Linked DNA regions of Homo sapiens: region 2 is linked to region 1. A link is an interaction called in ENCODE POLR2A ChIA-PET data of the cell type or tissue named here. Cell type or tissue: A673. All regions are shown on one strand. Each heading gives the region's core, and the rest is flanking DNA. Links, peaks and the distances in the headings are about the cores only.

Region 1 (2,500 bases), core at 1-2,500:
ATGCTGACTGGCTGTGTGACCTTGGGCAAGTCACTTAAGGTCTCTGAGCCCCCGTTTCCTCATCCACCCTAGAGGCACAGTAGTGCCCACGTGGTGGGCTTGGATGAAAGACAGAACTCGATGCCCAGGCCTCCTCACCTGGCAGCGCTGCTTTGCTCTGTCTGCTTGCCCTGGCGGTGGTGGCCTGGGAAGAGCTGAGTTACAGAAGTTGGGGGACTTCAGGAAGCCACAGTTCTCATCCCAGTGGCTCCTAAGTCTTGACAGCAGTGGGGTCCAAGCTATATTTCACACCCGCCTTCCCATTGCAATCTTGTTCTTCTTTCTTCTTGAAATGAATCTGACCCAAGTGATCAATACAGAAGGATGCAGGGGTAGGGGCTGTGAGACCTCACCTGGACCTCTCCATTCCCCACCAGATGCCCCCTAGGGTCTATGGAACAGTTGGAAAAACCCCTGGCCCCAAGAGGTGCTGGCGGCAGATAAACGGGGAGGGGGGGCGGTAAGGGGAGTCGTTTTCCAATGCATTCCTCACTGCTCTGGCTTAGAAGAAAGACGCGTCTCGTCTCGGGTGCTTCTGAGGGTCCTGCAGGGCCTGAGGTTGCTAAGCCAGGCGGCCCACCTTTCCCCCTTCCCATAAGACATGAAGACGCCCCTCCGTGTGGCACAGGGCAGAGCTGGCCAGAGCCCTGCTCAGTGTGTCTGGCCACTTGACCTGGGACAAGCCCTCCTTCTGAGCCTCTGCTGTATGGGGCAACCGTAGGGCCCTGGTTCGGAGCCCGGTGTGGGGAGGATAGGAGGAGCTGTCAGGCCCCATGCACTGCCCCTGGTGCCAGTCAGTACCTGATCAGTGGTGCTTGCCATTCTTTTTTCTTTTTTTTTTTTTGAGACAGGGCCTCCCTCTGTCACCCAGGCTGGTGTGCAGTGGCACAATCTCAGCTCACTCTGTAGCCTCGACCTCCTGGGCTCAAGCGATCCTATGTACAGGGCGTGGCAGTTTGCAGGGGCCAGGATCCTGGTCCTTGGTCAAGGCGAGGGAGGCCTCACCGGGCCCAGTTTGCAGATAAGGAAACTGAGGCTCCTTGAAGGCAGGCCACAGACTGCTAGTGGGTGTGGCCCCTTGACCTGACAGGCTATGACTAGGGAAGGGGCACGCTTTCCCCCGCTCCTCGCCCCAGTTTTAGGAACCCCCGCGGCATCCTTGTATATATATATATGTATATACGTATATTTCTTCCTCAGCTCCTCCTTTGTGTCTGAGGCGCTGTGGGGACTGTCAGAGGGGCCTGGAAACCTCCCAAACTCTGGCAAAGATGCCCAAACAGAGCAAGTTTGGCCCTAGAGAGCAGGGAACCAATCCCGGCCCCATCCCACAGAGGGGGAAACCGAGACTCAGCCAGCTGAGGGGCTAGTCCAGGCCCCCTAGGAAGCCGAGGTGGCCTCAGCCTCCAGGCCAGGGCTTCCTAGGACTGCAGTCCTCTCCTGCCCCTCTTCAGCCCCGCCTTCCCCGCAACCCCAGCATCCCCTGTCCTCTGGAGGAAGATTTCCGTGGTCCCGGTTGGGGGTGCCAAACTGCCAGCGACAACAGCGTTTTTTAAATCCTAGAGTCGCTGACTCGTGTGATTATTCTTATTTAAGGCAGGGAAGGTACTGGGAGTGGGGAGCCGGTCACCTCTGGGTGGGGGGCACCTCCGGGTGAGGGCGGCCCCTCCTGTCTGCCTTGTGCCCAGCTCCAACCTGGGGAGGGGGAGGAGAGGGGAAGCAGGAGGAGGAAAGGGGGGGAGGGGGATGGGAGAGGATGAATTAGGAGGATGGAGAAGGGGGAGGAAAAGGAAGGGGGAAGAGGGGGCAGAAGAGGGCGGAAGAGGAAGGGAAGAGGGGGCTGGGGTAAGGGGAGAAGAGGGTAGGAGGGGAGAAGGGGCAGGAGGAGAGGATTAGGGAGGGAGATGAGAGGGGAAGAGGAGGCTAGGGAGGGCGTGGGGTGGAGGGGGTGAGGAAAGGGCTAGGGGAGGAGGATGGGGAGGAAGATGAGGGGAGCACAGAAAAGAACCCCCCCGCCCCCGCCTTGGTGGCTCCCTAAGCAGATAGGAGATACATAATTTACTACGGAAATGCAAAAAGAATTGGGAAACTCTCAATTTATAAATATTTATTTTTACAAGTTCGCCCCTCCCGGCTCCCCCTTGCTGGCCCTGGTCTTTTCTCTCTGGGGCCCTCGGGGCGCAGGTCCCTCCTCTCCGGCTCCCACTCTGGCCCCTCTTCCCCTCCCCGCCTTCCTTCTGCAGTCCCTTCCCCCTCGGGCGGTCTCTGTCTCCCCCAGGTCCTCTCCTTCCTCTCTCCCGCCTGTGTCTCTCCCCCTAGTGCGTCTCTGTCTCTGTCTCTCTTTGTGGCGGGACGGGGGCGATTTTTGAGTCTCCCCCGCCGTGGGTTTCTGTCTCTCTGGCTGTCTCCCCCATCTCTCCATCTGCGTCCTCCCACTTGCCCCGCGCCCCCCGTCTCTCAC
Region 2 (16,820 bases), core at 8,755-11,254, 98 kb after region 1:
TTAATTGGCACATAATAATTGTACATATTTATGGGATGCAGTGTAATATTTTAGTACACATATACAATGTGTATTGGTCAAATCAGGGTAATTAGCACATTCAGGGTTGGAGTTTTTCTGTCAATACAGATACTTATAGAAACTTTTTTTTGTGTGAGATAGGGTCTTGCTCTCTTGCCCAGGCTGGAGTGCAGTTGCATGATCACAGCTCAAGCCATCCTCCCACCTCAGCCTCCCGAGCAGCTGGGACTACAGGCACAGGCCACCAAACCCGGCGAATTTTTTATTTCTTCTAGATATAGAGTCTCACTATGTTGCCCAGGCTGGTGTCAAACTCCTGGGTGCAAGTGGTTCTACCACCTTGGCCTCCCAAAGTGCTGGGATTACAGGTGGAAGCCACCACGCTTCCCTAAAAATGCCAGTCAATATTATATGTCCTGTTTGGCAATTTATTGCACCTCATTATTTTTCCTGGCTGCGTAGTATTCCATTGTGCACATGTACCTGTATGTGGTTATCCAATCCCCAGAGGATGGGCACATAGGTTGTGTCTCGTTTTGTCCTCTGACCTCAGGGCTGCAGAGAACAGGCTGGCCTCATACAGCAGGCATCATTATTGGTGTCAGTGGGGCCCCTGTTCTGATAGTCACAGAGAGGCACGGGTGGCTGTGGGAAGCTCTATCCCCTTTCATAGGGAAAGGCAGTTTAGGGCTCTGGAAAGCCAGGGCTGGGAGGGAAATGGCGTCAGGGAAACCAGCATAGAAGTCCCTATCTGGCCATCTTGGCGGAACCCAAAGCCTCGAGTCCACAGTGGGCACCTGACTCAGCAGGGAGGAGGGTGGGAGGCCTAGAGCTTTGTGGCAAGGCAGGCAGGGCTTTCCTTCTTGATTCCTTCCTTCCTTCCTTCCTTCCTTCCTTCCTTCCTTCCTTCCTTCCTCCCTCCCTCCCTCCCTCCCTTTTCTTTTCTTTTCCTTTTCTTTCTTTCTTCTTTCTTTCTTTTCTTTCTTTCTTTCCTTCTTTCTTTCTTTCTTTCTTTCTTTCTCTCTTTTTCTTTCTCTCTCTCTCTCTTTCTTTCTTTTTTTTCTTTTTTTTTTTTGAGACAGAGTCTTGCTTTGTTAACCCAGGCTGATGTGTAGTGGTGTGATCTCGGCTCACTGCACCCTTCACCTCCCAGGTTCAAGCGATTATCCGGCCTCAGCCTCCCAAGTAGCTGGGACTACAGGTGTGCACCAGCACAGCCAGATAATTTTTGTATTTTTAGGAGAGATGGGATTTCGCCATGTTGGCCAGGCTGGCCTCAAACTCCTGGCCTCAAGTGATCCACCCACCTCGGCTCCCAAAGTGCTGGGATGACAGGTGTGAGCCTCCGCGCGTGGCCTCCTTCTTGATTCTGTTGTTTGTGCCTCAAAGGGAATATTCAGAGTGTGGCTCATGAAGTCTGGCCAACCTCCATCGGTTTGCAAGCTCTGGCACCTCGGAGCCTCCGTTTCCCAATCTATAATAAGAGGACAGTAATGGCACCCACCTCACAGGGCAGCTGTGAGGGCTCCATGAGGGAGTCCAGGCAAAGCCTTTCAGCGAGTTTCCTGAAATGCTGTGAGGTCTCAGGGAAGGCTTGCCATCGTCATTATTGTTTCTAACGACATTTTCAGAAATCTGAATGTAAAAAGACCTTCTCTGAGTTGGGTGTCAAAACCAGAAAAAGTCTGTGGTGGGATGTGTGTGTGTGTGTTTCCTTCTCACACTGTCCCTTGCACGTGGGCCCGGGCCCCTGCCTGGTTCTCTCTTTCTCACTATCTGGGACCCCCTAGACTAAATCCATCTCTCCAAGAATCACTGTCTTGCCCCCTCTGTCCTTCTGAGACCTGGGTGGCCTGGGGGGAGAAGCGCCCACCCCCCAACCCCGTCCGCACCACCACTTTCCCATCCAGCCCCACCCTCAGCCTCCTTAATACAGGCTCACCTGGGGCCTCAGTGCCCAGTCCTCCCAGCGCCCGCCCCAGCTGCACTTGAGTCCTGGATCTATCATCAGCCCTTGCTGTGGGAAGTGGCTTTAACCTCCCTGGGCCTCAGTTTCTCTATCTGTAAAATGAGGAGCATAATAAAAAGAACATAAGGTTTTTCTGCCCCCTGCCCACCCCTGCTGAAACAAACAAGCAGACAAGAAATTCATAACCCCCCAGAGGCACTTAGAGCCTGGGAGATTCAGCCGCAAAGGAGTGATCACAGGGTCACAGGGTCCTGGGATGCACAAGGCTCCTTCTCTCCCTTTCCTCCAGGAGGAGTTGGATTTACTTCTGTAAACCCCTGCCCTCCCTTGACCCTGTGCACTCTGGGGAGCACCTAGATTTGCAGGCACGGTGGAGGCAGAGCTGAGCTGAAAGGTGGGGTGTGGGCTCCCCCAGAGCAAGCTCTTCCGGCACCCTGGTGGGATGTGCAGCTGCATTGCTGGCTCAAGACGCCCCCACACCCAACTAGGATCTTTTTTTTTTGAGACGGAGTTTCTCCCAGGCTGAAGTGCAATTGGCGCGATCTCAACTCACCGCAACCTCCGCCTCCCAGGTTCAAGCGATTCTCCTGCCTCAGCTTTCCATGTACCTGGGATTACAGACATGCACCACCATGCCTGGCTAATTTTTGTATTTTTAGTTAAGACAGGGTTTTGCCGTGTTGGCCAGGCTGGTCTCGAACTCCTGACCTCAGGTAATCCACCTGCCTCGGCCTCCCAAAGTGCTGGGATTACAGGCGTGAGCCACCGCGCCTGGCCTCAACTCAGATCTTTAACTCCACTACCATTTGTGAGTGTTCCGCGTGGGCTACATCCTAGGCCAAGGATTTTCTCACCCTGGCCTCAAGAAGATGGAACGGGGCAAGACCTGAGAAGCATGTAGACCTTCAGGATTTTCTCAGTCTGTCAGTTAATCTTGTTTATGATCGATGAGCAAGTCTCTCTCCCTCTCAAAGCCTCAGTTTTCTTACCTATAAAATGGGGCTACATGAGGAGTCAATGAGCTAAGGGTGTGAAGCTGCTGGCACAAAGCCCCACACACGTAAGCCTTAACCAGTGCCAGCCGGATGATAGATGGTGCCGTTGTGCCCAGCAATTCCTTCTCCTAAGCAGGTTATACCATCCTGTCCCCAGAACGTCCTTCCACGCCCTCTGACGAGGCTTGGCCATGTGACTTACTCTGGCCAGTGAAATGTGAGCAGAAGTGACCACACATCAGTGGCCAGCAGAAGCTTTAAAAGCTACACCTGTAGTCCTAGCTACTTGGGAAACTGAGGTGGGAGGATTACCTGAGTTCAGGAGTTCGAGGCTGCAGTGAGCTATGATTTTGCCACTGCACTCCAGCCTGGGTGACAGAGTAAGACCCTGTCTCAAAAAAAAAAAAAAAAAAAGGCTGGGCACAGTGGCTCACGCCTGTAATCCCAGCACTTTGGGAGGCCGAGGCAGGTGGATCACCTGAGGTCAGGAGTTCGACACCAGCCTGGTCAACATGATGAAACTCCGTCTCTACTAAAAATACAAAAAAAAAAAAAAATTAGCTGGGCGTGGTGGCCTGCGCCTGTAATTCCAGCCACTCAGGAGGCTGAAGCAGGAGAATCACTTGAACCCAGAAGGTGGAGGTTGCAGTGAGCCGAGATCGCACCATTGCACTCCAGCCTGGGCAACAAGAATGAAACTCTGTCTCAAAAAAAAAAAAAAAAAAAAAAAAGAGGCGATTTGACCCAGACATGTTCAGAGGGAAGATGACATGGAGACCCCGGGGAGAAATCAACCATCCATAAACCAACGTGGGAGGCCTGGAACAGATCCTTCCCTACGGCGCTCATGAGGAACCAACCTGCTGACACCTTGATCTTGGATTCCCAGCCTCCCAAACTGTGAAACAATGTGTTTCTGTGTTTCAGCCACCCAGGACTTTGTGACCACAGCCCTAGCAAACGAATACGCCGCATTTCACAGGGCCCTACAGACAGGAGATGGGATCTAAGGGAATTAACCTACTTGCAAGCAGAAATGAAAGGGAAAGAGAAAATCCAGAAATGTTGGATTTGCAGGATTGAAAAAGGCAACTATTCCTCATCTCGGTCCAATGAAAGAGCAACTAAGTGAGTGCTCCAGGCGCCCAGTGCCCAAAGGTCCATAGTCCGTGGGAGGATCCAGACACTGTCACGTGCAGGAGGCCACCTGTGCTGCAGGAGGCTGAGCTTGGGTGCTGTGCCCCCAGCTGGGAGAAGGCTGGGGTGGGCCAGGGAAGCTGTGCTTGGGCACGAACCACTTATCCCCGAGTTGGAAAAAGGTGCGATCCAATTCTCCACCCCATCCTGCCAGTTCATCACCCAGACAACCTAGAGTGAGCACCCAGGGCCATTTTTGGAAAATCCTGCTCTTTTGCATAATAAGTGGGCAAAACAGACACAGTCCCTGCCCCTCTGGCAGTTTGTCGCTTCTGCAAGACTCAAGTGCCAAATGACATTTTAGAAAAAATTTCTGACATATTTGTGCTTGGAACACACAATATGATCTTGGAGCAGATAAGAGTTTTAAATTTAACTTTGTCTGTCCCCAGAAATGTATTGTTTGAGAAGTCTAATTGTGAATTTTAAGCTTTCTTTCTTCTTCTTCTTCTTCCTTTTCTTTTCTTTTCTTTTTTTTTTTTTTTGAGACAGGGTCTTACTCTGTCACCCAGGCTGGAATGCAGTGACGATCCCAGCTCACTGCAGCCTTGACCTCCTGGGCTTAAGCAATCCTCCTTCCTCAGCCTCCTGAGTAGCTGGGACCACAGGCATGTGCCACCATGCCCAGCTAATTATGAATTTTAAACTTTCTGTGAAGACTCTTTAAAATGGATACTCTACAAATAGTCAATAAAGAATATTCTGGGCTTAAGAAAATAATAATAATAAAACTAAGAAACACTCTGTGTGATAGAGCCCAGTTAAGACTCAGTCTCAGGGTAAAGATCATACCAAGGGTGTGGCCATCACGCCCTTTGTTGAAACCTCAGAAAAGCTTGCAGGCCCACAGTTCTGTCTAGAAAGCCATGTCTAGAAGAAAGTTAGGTGTGTCTTTTTTTTTTTTTTTGAGACAGAGTTTCGCTCTGTCGCCCAGGCTGGAGTGCAATGGTGCGATCTCAGCTCACGGCAACCTCCGCCTCCCGGGTTCAAGTGATTCTCCTGCCTCAGCCTCCCGAGTAGCTGGGGTTACAGGCATGCGCCACCATGCCCGGCTAATTTTGTATTTTTAGTAGAGACAGGGTTTCTCCATGTTGGCCAGGCTGGTCCTGAACTCCCAACCTCAGGTGATCCTTCCACCTTGGCCTCCCAAAGTGCTGGAATTACAGGCGTGAGCCACCGCACCCGGCCTTGGGTGTATCTTTGGCAAAAAGAGCTGAGTGACAACAATTGGGCAAAAGTTACAAAGTTTTAAAGAGGGTGGCACTGTCCGCAGAGCTGTCAGCTGGATTAAAAGAGACTGTGACCGTCAACAACACAAAACCACTTCTGGGCGCCAACGGGGAAGCAGCCCGAGGAAGCTGCTCAGCCCCCAGGGAAACCCTCTTCTCCAGGGTCCTCATCCCGTGTGGTCAAGGAGGTTATAGAAAAGGAGGCCTCCCAGAGGACGGCCCAAGGGCAGGAGAACAGGGGAGTCGGGAGTAATTTCCAGAGAGCACCATGGGGCCTGGTCGAGGGGTTTCTTTCCCCAGGGCAGGTGGCACTTGCCGAATCCACCCAGCAGGACTCAGAACTCATGAGGACCAGCACTTGCTACTGCTCCACCCCTCTCCTTTCTTTTTTTTAAATTTTGTTTTTGTTGTTGTTGTTGCTTGTTTGTTTGTTTGACACGGAGTCTCACTCTGTCACCCAGGCTAGAGGGCAGTGGCACAGTCTCGGCTCACTGCAGCCTCTGCCTCCTGGGTTCAAGCGATTCTCCTGCCTCAGCCTCCTGAGTAGCTGGGATTACAGGTGCCCACCACCACGCCCAGCTAATTTTTGTATTTTTAGTAGAGATGGGGTTTCACCATGTTGGCCAGGCTGGTCTTGAACTCCTGACCTCAGGTGATCCACCCGCCTCAGCCTCCCAAAGTGCTGGGATTACAGGTGTGAACCACCACGCCCGGCCCTTTTTTAACTTTTAAGACAGAGTTTTGCTCTGTCGCCCAGGCTGGAATACAGTGGTGTGATGACAGTTCATTGCAGCTTCAACCTCCCAGCTCAGGTGATCCTCCTGCCTCAGCCTCCTGAGTAGCTGGGACTACAGGCATGAACCACCATGCCTGGCTAATTTTTGTATTGTTTTGTAGAGACGGGGTCTTGCTATGTTGCCCAGGCTGGTCTTAAACTCCTGGGCTCAAGCGACCCCCGCACCTTGGCCTCCCCAAATGCTGGGGTTACAGGTGTGAGCCACCACACCGCCTCTATTCTTCTCTTCTCTTCTCTCCTCTTCTCTTTCCTTCCTTCCTTCCTTCCTTCCTTCCTTCCTTCCTTCCTTCCTTCCTTCCTTCCTTCCTCCTTCCTTCCTTCCTTTCTCTTTTCTCTCTCTCTCTCTTTCTTTCTTTTTTCTTTGCTCTCACTGTATCACCCAGGCTGGAGTGCAGTGGTGCAATCTTGGCTCACTGCAGCCTCCACTTCCTGAGTTCAAGCAATTCTCATGCCTCAGCCTCCCAAGTAGCTGGGATTACAGGTGCATGCAACCATGCCTGGCTAATTTTTGTATTTTTAGTAGAGATGGGTTTCGCCATGTTGTCCAGGCTGGTCTTGAACTCCTGGCCTCAAGTGATCCGCCCACCTCAGCCTCCCAAAGTGCTGGGACTACAGGCGTGAGCCATTGCGCCCAGTCTTGTTCTTCTCCTTTCCAACGGAGAGCGTTTGTGGGTCATCCTATTCCACCATTGTATGTTGAGTGTATTACTTTGCCGGGGCCACCATAACGAGATACCACATACTGGGTGTCTTGAATAATAAAAATGTATTTTCTCACAGCTTTGGGGGCTGGAAGTCCAAGATCAAGGTGCCAGCAGGGCTGGTTTCTTCCAAGGCCCTCCCTCCCTGGCTCGCCTGTGTCCTCAGGTGGCCTCCTGCCTGTGCACACCTGCCTGACGCCTCAGTCTGTGAGTCCACATTTCCTTCTTATAAGGACACTAGACACATTGGATTAAGGCCCACCCTGACGACTTCATTTTAATTGAATTGCCACTTTAAAGATTTTATCTCCAGCCAGGCACAGTGGCCCACGCCTGTAATCCCAGCACTTTGGGAGGCCAAGGAAGGCAGATCCTTTGAGGTCAGAAGTTCCAGACCAGCCTGGCCAACATGGTGAAACCCCCTCTCCACTAAAAATACAAAAAAACTAGCCCACGCTAAAAAATTACAAAAAATTTGAAGATCATTTGAGGTCAGAAGTTCAAGACCAACCTGGCCAACATGGTGAAACCCGGTCTCTACTAAAATACAAAAATAGTAGTCCAAGCTAAAAAATTAGCATGCAACACCACGCCTCTCATCCCAGCTACTCGGGAGGCTGAGGCACAAGAATCTCTTGAACCCGGGAAACAGAGGTTGCAGCAAGCTGAGATCGCATCACCGCACTCCAGCCTGAGCAACGACAGAGTGAGACTCTGTCTCAAAAAAAAAAAAAAAAAAAGATATTATCTCCAAATACATTACTTTGTAAAGTACTGAAGGTGGGGGCTTCAACATATGAATTTGGGTGGGGAGACAATTCAACTCATAACAGTGTGTGAGATCAGAAAATTCCTCCTGCTCCCCCCGCCACCCCATTTACAGGTCTCCTATAGAGAGAAGCGTTGACTGGGGACACTCGCTGCTTGCGTTTTGCTGGTAGCTGGGCTGGAAGGTCCACAAAGGTTCACTTCATGTGAGTGGCACCTCAGGGCTCTTCCACAGGCCCTTCTCTCCATGCAGCTCTCTTGGGCTTCCTCACAGCATGGCGGGGTTTTTCACGGTGGCTGGCTTCCAAGAGGAAGCACTTCAAGCTGGGTGAGAGCAGATGCCTCAAATCTCTGCAGCCTCAGCCTCGGAAGTCACACAGCGTCGCTTCTGCTGCATCCTGTTGATGAAAGCCAGTCCTGGAGTCAGCCCAGATCCAAGGGGAGGAGGAAAAGACTCCAGGTCTTGCTGAGAGTAATGACTAAGAATCTGCAGCCATCTCCAATCCACCACGCCCATGCAAGAGACGGGAGTGATATTTGCAACCAAGATGGTGAACGGCAGCAGATTGGTCACTGTTTCCAGTTATTCACCATCCCCTCAGTGAGAGGATTATCCATCCTGCCCCATTGCTACGTGACATGCAGAGCATCCAGTGCTGGGTACACTTCCCCTCCCCACCAAATCATGTTTGGCCACGTGACTTGCGTTAGCCAGTGAATCCGGAGCCCAAGTCCTAGCAGGCCATTCAAAAGAGAAGCTTCAAGAGCCATCACGTGGGTTGGCCAGCCTGCCTGCACTTTTCCCTTTAAACAGAGCTGCGTTTTCTAGAGAGAGGCCTCACACAAGCCTCCCTGTTCCACAGAATACAAATCCAATTGGTAAGTCTTCTATCCATCTTAAGAAACCTTTACATTTTTAAATCTCTCCATTCTCAAATATTCAAAGCCCTTAAATTCATTTATTTTTCTAGAAGTAACACCTGACAAGTTTGATATGTCAAGGCACCACCCGTTCCTTCTTAATCCACAGGAACTCATTGAGGGTAGGGAACCTGGGAGGTCACCACAGCCTGTAAATCCAAGCCTGGATGTAGTGAGTGTCTGGGGTGGCCAGGCTTTCTGCAGGTATGTGCACATTGAAGGCCAAATCTCAGCTTTGAACTGAGTCCCGAGCTTAGGACTCCTCCTGACTCTCTTCTGGGAACACTGTGGCTCAGAGAGGTTAAGTGAGTTGCCCAAGGCCACTCAGGTAGTAAGTGGCAGGGCCAAGACTGGACCCCAGGGCCATCTTGCTCCAAAGTTCCTAACCACTAGACTCTCCAGCTCTCACCCTGTACGTGGGCTATAGATATTTGGTTTTATTTTATTTTTTAATTTTATTTTGAGACAGGGTCTCTCTCTGTCATCCAGGCTGGAGTGCAGCGGCACAATCATGGCTCACTGCAGCCTCGACCTCCCTGGGCTCAGGTGATCCTCCTACCTCAGCCTCCCGAGTAGCTGGGACCACAGGTGCACGCTACCACATCCGGCTAATTTTTGCTTTTTTTTTTTTTTTTTTTTTTTGAGACGGAGTCTCGCTCTGTCGCCCAGGCTGGAGTGCAAAGGCACAATCTCAGCTCACTGCAAACTTTGCCTCCGGGGTTTAAGCTATTCTCCTGTCTCAGCCTCCTGAGTAGCTGGGATTACAGGCATGCACCACCACACTCAGCTAATTTTGTATTTTTAGTAGAGACAGAGTTTCTCCATATTGGTCAGGCTGGTCTCGAACTTCTGACCTCAGGTGATTTGCCCTCCTCAGCATCCCAAAGTGCTGGGATTACAGGCGTGAGCCACCGTGCCCAGCCATTTTTGCATTTTTTTTTTTTTTGTAGTAATGAGCTTTTGCCATCTTGCCTAGGCTGGTCTCAAACTGCTAGGCTTAATCGACCTGCCCACCTCAGCCTCCCAAATGCTGGGATTGCAGGCGTGAGCCATGGTGCTGGCCCTAGATATTTGTTAAGTGGATGAATAAACTACCCAGTAGTTCCTTTGGAAACCTGAAAGGTTTTGGATGCAGTGATAGAGGTGTTCCAATCTCAAGGATTGGCTAAAAGCTATAGGAACTTGGGGTGGGGTAGGATACACTGAATGGGGTCCACTCTCTCCCCAACAATTCCTCCTCTGCCCTCAGAGGAGAATCTGGTGTTTGTAATGCAGAATCTGGAGAATGTGTCAAAATGATAGTGACACTGACATTTACTGAGCGATTGCAATGCCCAGCCCCCAGCCTCAGAGCCCTCCCTAATTTTACTCCTTTACACTTTCTCAGGGATGTGGTGAGGTTACAGACCATCATTATTCCCATTTCACTAGTGAGAAAACTGAGGCACACAGTAGGCTGAATCCGTGCTTCCCAAACTATCTGTGATGAAGGAACTTCGAGAAAAAATGTTCCAATCTGTCAGGAATGATATTTTTATAATATACACAGTCACAATGGGATGTAGGCAGTGTCAAATTGCTATGAAAGTTGCTAAATGCTTATCCTCAGTTCTATAGTTAGCGTGTCGTGTCCACAAACAGTGTGTGGCCCAGCACTGATCCTCGGACCGCGCCTTGGGTAGCGCGGGGTCAAGTCACAGCGTGTGACTCGCGGGGCCAGGATTTGGACCCAGAGGGTCTCGCTCCAGAGCGTGGGCTCTGAACCACTCACCAGAGGGGCATGGATCATGAGGACGGGCGGGGAAGGGTCTGCCCACTGAACACATTACATAACAAATATTCGAGGGAGAAGGGGAGAATGCAGGCTGGTGTCAGGACTGTCAGGCAGCCTCCAGCATGCGCAAAACAACAGCCAGTCTAATGGAGAGAACCGGAGCAAGGAAACGGGCGCTGGTGAGAGCTGTTGCTGTGGGGTTTGAATTCGGCCCCTTTGAGGCTCTTCGGGAGTCACAAGGACATTCAGAAAGTTCGTTTAAATGACTTGTGACTGCTGGATTATCAGGTCCCAGGAGGCAGCGACTGAACTACATGGAAGCCCAGCTTTTATTTGGGTTACACGGGCACCAGTCTGGGTTTCCACACATCTCTCTCCACTCCCAAATAAGTTATTTATGCTTATTTTATCACTTTTTTTTTTTCTTGAGATGGAGTCTTGTTCTGTCACCCAGGCTGGAGTGCAGTGGTGCCATCTCAGCTCACTCCAACCTCCGCCTCCCGAGTTCAAACGATTCTCCTACCTCAGCCTCCTGGGTAGCTGGGATTACAGGCGCACGCCAACACATCCGGCTAATTTCTGTATTTTTAGTAGAGACAGGATTTCACCATGTTGGCCAGGATGGTCTCGAACTCCTGACCTCATGATCCGCCCACCTCGGCCTACCAAAGTACTGGGATTACAGGCATGAGCCACCGAATCTGGCCATTTTTTTTTCTTTTTTTTTTTGAGATAGGGTCTCACTCTGTCACCCAGGCAGGAGGCCAATGGCACAATCTCAGCTCACTGCAGCCTCGACTTCCCAAGCTCAGGCAATCCTCCCACCTCAGCCTCTTGAGTAGCTGTGACTACAGGCACACAACACCACGCCCAGCTAATTATTTTTGTATTTTTAGTAGAGACAAGTTCTCGCCTTGTTTTCCAGGTTGGTTTCGAACTCCTGGGCTCAAGTGATCCACCCGCCTCAGTCTCCCAAAGTGTTGGAATTACAGATGTGAGCCAATGTGCCCAGTCCCCTCCCAAAGAATTTAAAACACCACTAAATGGTTACCTCCTGAGGGTTCAGTGAATACTCCTTGGGTTAGTGAAGAATGAATACACAGATAAGTGATCAGCCATAAAGTCATCTTCCATGTCCACTGTGTGCAAGGCTCGAAGCAAATGTCAGATACAGAGGACCAGGAGGAGACCCAACCCCTCCAAATACCAAAGGGGGCCAACCAAAGAGGGTCATCGATAAGGGATGGGATTAACAGTGGTTGTATTAGGCCGGGTGCGATGGCTCATGTCTGTAATCCCAGCACTTTGGGAGGCCAAGGCGGGTGGATTGCCTGAGGCCAGGAGTTCGAGACCAGCCTGGCTAACATGGCAAAACCTCGTCTCTAATATAAAAAAAAAAAGAGTGAGTGGTTATATTTTCTTCATTGGATTCATCTATATTTTCTACAATATCTACAATAGGCATGCATTACTTATGTAATAACAATGAGATTCTTTTGGCAAAAATAAAACAGTTCCCACTTTAAGCCTGCCCCTAATTCAGCTGAAGAAAAGACGGTTGGCCCATTGAGGGTAAGGATACCACAGACAAAGGTGCTCAATAAATGTCTGGGTTACATTTTAGTCACGCACCAGGAGCAGAAAGGAGGAAGAGGCCTTTTTGAGAAGGGTTCCTTTTCTTTGTCTCTTTCTCTATCTCCTGCCCCTGCCGGTGCCGCCACCCCTAGTGTGGAAGCTCGCTGTGGACAAGGTCAGACTGCCTGGGGCTATTCCCTCCACTGGGGCAGGGTCTGTGACAGCCGCAGTTGCCCCAGGATGGCTGGGCAGGGTCGGCTCCTGCCTGGATGGCTGACGTCTCCTTCCAGTTCTTTGTTCAGTTTCCAGGGGGACCGGGGATGGGGAAAGGCAGGCAGCACAGCCCACGGACCTGCAGGGCCACAGCAGAGAGGCGCTGCTTCACGTCCCCCTGGGCCTCCGTGGCCCTGGCCCTGCACACAGCACGGCTGCCTCCTCCCTCCGACTTATTTCCGGTCACCTGGCTGGTGGGTCCCTCGGGGCAGAGCGCAGGGTCCCCAGCTTTGCTCCTCGCTCTCCTCCCAGCTCCTGCCTCTCCTCTTTCTGGCTGCCTCAGTGGCTGCTCAAGGTCAAGGAACAAACAGATAAACCCTTTCTCTGGAGCCGGCTTGGAGAGGACGCCTCCAGCTACAATCCAATTCTGAGTCAGGGCCAGGGCTCTCTCTTTCCTGTGAATGTGAAGACAGGAAGGAAATTTTCGCAGCCATAAAATCGGTAAAAATGTTTTGTAGGCAGAGAAGAGGCCAAGCAGTTGGCTTTGGTTTAAGGCACAAACAGCAAACGGGAACGGTCAGACCCAGGGAGGGAGGGCCTGGGGGGTAAACTCTAATATTCAGGCAGCCAGTGCAAGATTTTTTGTTGCCCCAGGGCCAGTCAGGTGTTGGACGTGGTGTGGAGGACACGGACTTGGTTCCCAGCTCACGGGGACGGGATGATGTGGGGGTCTGACCAGGCAGTTGAAGACTCGGGACTCTTCTAGGCTGTTAGCCAAGATGGCCCAGGGGCAGGAGCCAGGACTGTGGATTCAGAGACGCAGTGTGGACGGCAATGAACTGGATGGCTCTCATGTCTTAGAGGGATGAACCTGGAGCCCAGAGGAGTGGACATGGGCCAGCCTGGGAAGGGTCATTCAGGCTGTGGCGGGGATTTAGGACTTTATCCAGAGGGCAGCGGGAGGCATGACAATGGAGAGGGGGACGTGGCCCAGCTTATGTGTTAGAAAGACTCCTCTGACTGCACTGTGTGTGTGGCCTGGAGGCAGGAAGGGCAGAGAGAAGGCGGCTGCCATTCCCGCCGATGTAGGTGACCAGGCAGGGCGAGGATGGTGGAGAGTCCAGGTGTGCTGCGGGCAGAATCATTAGATGCTGGTGACTGGATATGGCGGGGTGCTGGGGAGAGAGGAAGGGGATAAGGCCAATACTCAGGAGCCCCAAGAGGAAGAAGAGGAGGAGGAGGCTTTAGGGGGAGGTTTCATATTTTTTGTGTTTTTGTTTGTTGATTTGTTTTTATAGAGAGACAGGTTCTCACTTTGTTGCCCAGGCTGGTCTCAAACTCCTGGCCTCAAGCAATCCTCCCACCTTAGCCTCCCAAAGTGCTGAGATTACAGGCATGAGTTACCGTGCCTGGCCACCTGTATTTTTTATCTCTTGAATATTTGGGGGGCTCTGGCCAAGTACATGGGGCAGGACACCAAGAAGGATAAGGCACAGCCCTGCCCAAAGAAGCTGGAATGCACACACGGCAACAGAAAGCTTGCAGGGGTGGAACTGCAGGTTTTAACTATGAGCATATTGGGAGTTCAAAGGATTGGGAAGCCTGGAGGGACGTGGGGGACAGGCCTGTTTGGAAGGGCCGGTGGTAAACAGCCAGAGGACGAGGACCTGGCCTTCTGTACCTTCCACGTTCCCTTCTCGCTTGGCCCTGCTCCATGCCGGGCAGGTGGTCCCAGCTCCACGGCCTGGCCCTGCTGCCCACTCCAGCCTAAGTAGCGTCTCCTGTGCTCTGGTGGGCCACCCGCTCTGAAGTGACTGCCAGAATGCAACTGGATGGCCCTCAAGAGGCCTCTTGCCTCCTGTCCTCTGTTGGGAATACCTTCTCTTCCTCTCTAGCCTAGGAGCCTCCGACTCATTCTCCTGTCTCAGCGTAGGTTTCTTCCTCCTAAAAGCCTTTCCTAGCCCCGAAACTGGGCTGAGTGCACCTCTCCTGTGCTGAAGAAATGTTCTTTGGATGGAAGGATGGAAGGATGAAGGGACAGAGGGATGCGGAGATGGAGGGATGGAGTATGGAGGGATGGGGGATGAGGAGATGGGGGATGGGGATGAAGGGATGGAGGGATGGGGATGAGAGATGGAGGGATGGGAGGATGGGGGATGGAGGGATGGGAGAATGGGGGATGGAGGGATGGAGGGATGGGGGATGGAGGGATGGAGGGGTGGAAGAGGGGGGATGGGGGATAGAGGGATGGAGGGATGGAGTAGAGGGATGGGGATGGAGTGTGGAGGGATGGGGGATGAGGAGATGGGGATGGGGGATGGAAGGGTGAGAGGGTAGAGGGATGGGGAATGGAAATATGAGGGATAGGGATGGAGGGTGGGGGATGGAGGGATAGGGGGATGGGAGATGGAGGGATGGTGGATGGAGGATGGGGGACTGGAAGATGAAGGGATGGGGGATGGGGGATTGGAGGATGGGATGGAGGGATTGGGGGATGGCAGATGGAGGGATGGGGGATGGGAAGATAGGGAATGGAGGGATGAGGGATGAAGGGATCAGGGGATGGAGAGATGGGGAATGGAGGGATGGGGGATGGGAAGATGGAGAGATGGGGAATGGAGGGATGGGGGATGGGAAGATGGAGGGATGGGGGATGGGGATTGGAGGATGGAAGATAGAGGGATGGAGGGATCAGGGTATGGAAGGATGGGGGATGGGGGATGGAGGGATGGAGGATGGGAAATGGAGGGATGGGGATGTATGGTGAATGGATGAATTAATGGATGGATGGATAGGGGGATGACTGGAGATCTAGACAGACAGGCAGTTGATGGATGGAAGGGCAGACAGGCAAGTTGGGCAGGTGGAAGGGCAGGGGAGGAGTGGACTGGACAGAGGAAAGGGCAGGTGGTTGGTGGTGGAGGTGGAGGTGGTGGGTGGAGGTGGTGGAGGTGGTGGGTGGAGGTGGTGGAGGTGGTGGAGGTGGTGGGTGGTGGGTGGTGGAGGTGGTGGGTGGAGGTGGTGGAGGTGGTGGGTGGTGGGTGGTGGGTGGTGGAGGTGGTGGAGGTGGTGGGTGGAGGTGGTGGAGGTGGTGGAGGTGGTGGGTGGTGGAGGTGGTGGGTGGTGGGTGGTGGAGGTGGTGGGTGGTGGAGGTGGTGGGTGGTGGAGATGGTGGGTGGAGGTGGTGGAGGTGGTGGTGGGTGGTGGAGGTGGTGGGTGAAGGTGGTGGGTGGTGGAGGTGGTGGATGGTGGGGGTGGTGGGTGGTGGAGGTGGTGGGTGGTGGAGGTGGTGGATGGTGGGGGTGGTGGGTGGTGGAGGTGGTGGAGGTGGTGGGTGGTGGAGGTGGTGGGTGGTGGAGGTGGTGGAGGTGGAGGTGGTGGAGGTGGAGGTGGTGGAGACGGTGGGTGGAGGTGGTGGGTGGAGGAGGTGGTGGGTGGTGGAGGTGGGTGGAGGAGGTGGTGTGTGGCAGTGGTGGGTGGTGGAGGCGGTGGGTGGCGGAGGTGGAGGTGGTGGATGGCAGTGGTGGGTGGAGGTGGTGGGTGGCAGAGGTGGCAGTGGTGGGTGGTGGAGGTAGTGGGTGGCAGGGTGGATGAATGGAAAGGAGACAAGGTTGGCTCAGGCAGGCTGAGGTTTGCCCTATCTCTCCATCCCCCCACCATGGATTGGCAGAATGAGTAGGAATCTTTCTCTCCTGACTCCTCCTCAGACCCCTCAGCTTCCTCAGGGCACACCCTACACTGGATGGGACCCACTGGGCACTGCAGCCGGAGATGTAACTGGCACCAGGAACCTCCCTCCATCTTATCCGTGTCCCACAACTCTTCACCCGTGGGTGTCTTTTTGCCGACTGGTCTGATTACTGGCGAGAACCTGGTGTTTGGGGATGAAAGAAGTTCAGGTCTCCTCTACACATCCATTTTCTTCCTTCGTCCTTTCTCACCTTCTGCCTCCTCCTCCTCCTCCCATGTCTTTCCAGCAAAGCACAGGATACCCAGATGGCTTGGGCCAGGTTGAAGGCACAGCCATAGCCAGCAACCAGCCACCCGAGCCCTGCTGCCTTCGGCCCCAGCTGGCCCAGCCAGCGCGGGTCCCTGCTGCCTGGTGCCCACCCCACCCACCCGGCAGCTCCGATTTTCAGCTTGGGTTTGATCGGCTGCCAGGATCTCCCAAATGTCAGCTGCAACGTTAGCATCTTTAAGAGAGCGCCCGAGGCGATCTTTAAGCTGGGAGGCTGGGGCCCCATGCTGATGAGAGGAGTCTGCTCTGAGCTGACAGCTCTGCCTCCTGCCTCCCCAGCCTCGGTTCTGGGAGCCTGTGGCCCCCACTCCTTCAGGCTGGACGGCAGCAGGACTCTTTTTTGAGCCTGGGTGAAGCAGGGCTTTGCCAGCTGAGATCAGTCCCTACAGCAGCCCGCACCAGGGAGCCCCAAGGAGGAGGGGAGAGGCCTAACCCAGAGAGGGAGTGGATGCATATTTGTTAACTGAATGGCTGCATGAACCTCCAAAGCTGCCTTAGAGGCGAGTGCTGATGGCACTTTCTGCCCTGCCATCACCTTCAGGGGGAGATGCTCAGGGTGGGGACACAGGCAAAGGTGCCAAACTCTGGAGTCAGACCGAGGGGCCGGGGCTGGTGTCCCAGATCTAGCCTGTGGGAGCTGTGT

What was found. Peaks named below come from ENCODE experiments on the same cell type or tissue, not always from the same donor. Only the 100,000 strongest peaks of a DNase experiment are listed, where the experiment ranks them.
Region 2: POLR2A ChIA-PET joins it to region 1 with 21 read pairs; 4 of 35 experiments call an interaction of 5 or more read pairs at or near these places.

The regions. Positions count from the first base shown.
Region 1 is chr9:129,349,665-129,352,164 of GRCh38, forward strand. No RefSeq gene overlaps it. Among named protein-coding and RNA genes, the nearest start is that of LINC01503, 14 kb to the left of the region's middle. In A673, for the core only: a CTCF peak has its summit at 1,563; DNase peaks (open chromatin) are centred at 1,547, 1,837 and 2,307; H3K4me3 peaks cover 337 bases; H3K27ac peaks cover 1,303 bases.
Region 2 is chr9:129,438,981-129,455,800 of GRCh38, forward strand. It overlaps LOC105376291 (a long non-coding RNA gene), which reads left to right. Exons shown (of 3, transcript NR_188645.1): 3 at 7,792-8,571. Among named protein-coding and RNA genes, the nearest start is that of LINC00963, 41 kb to the right of the region's middle. In A673, for the core only: no CTCF peak of the experiment used is centred there; no DNase peak of the experiment used is centred there.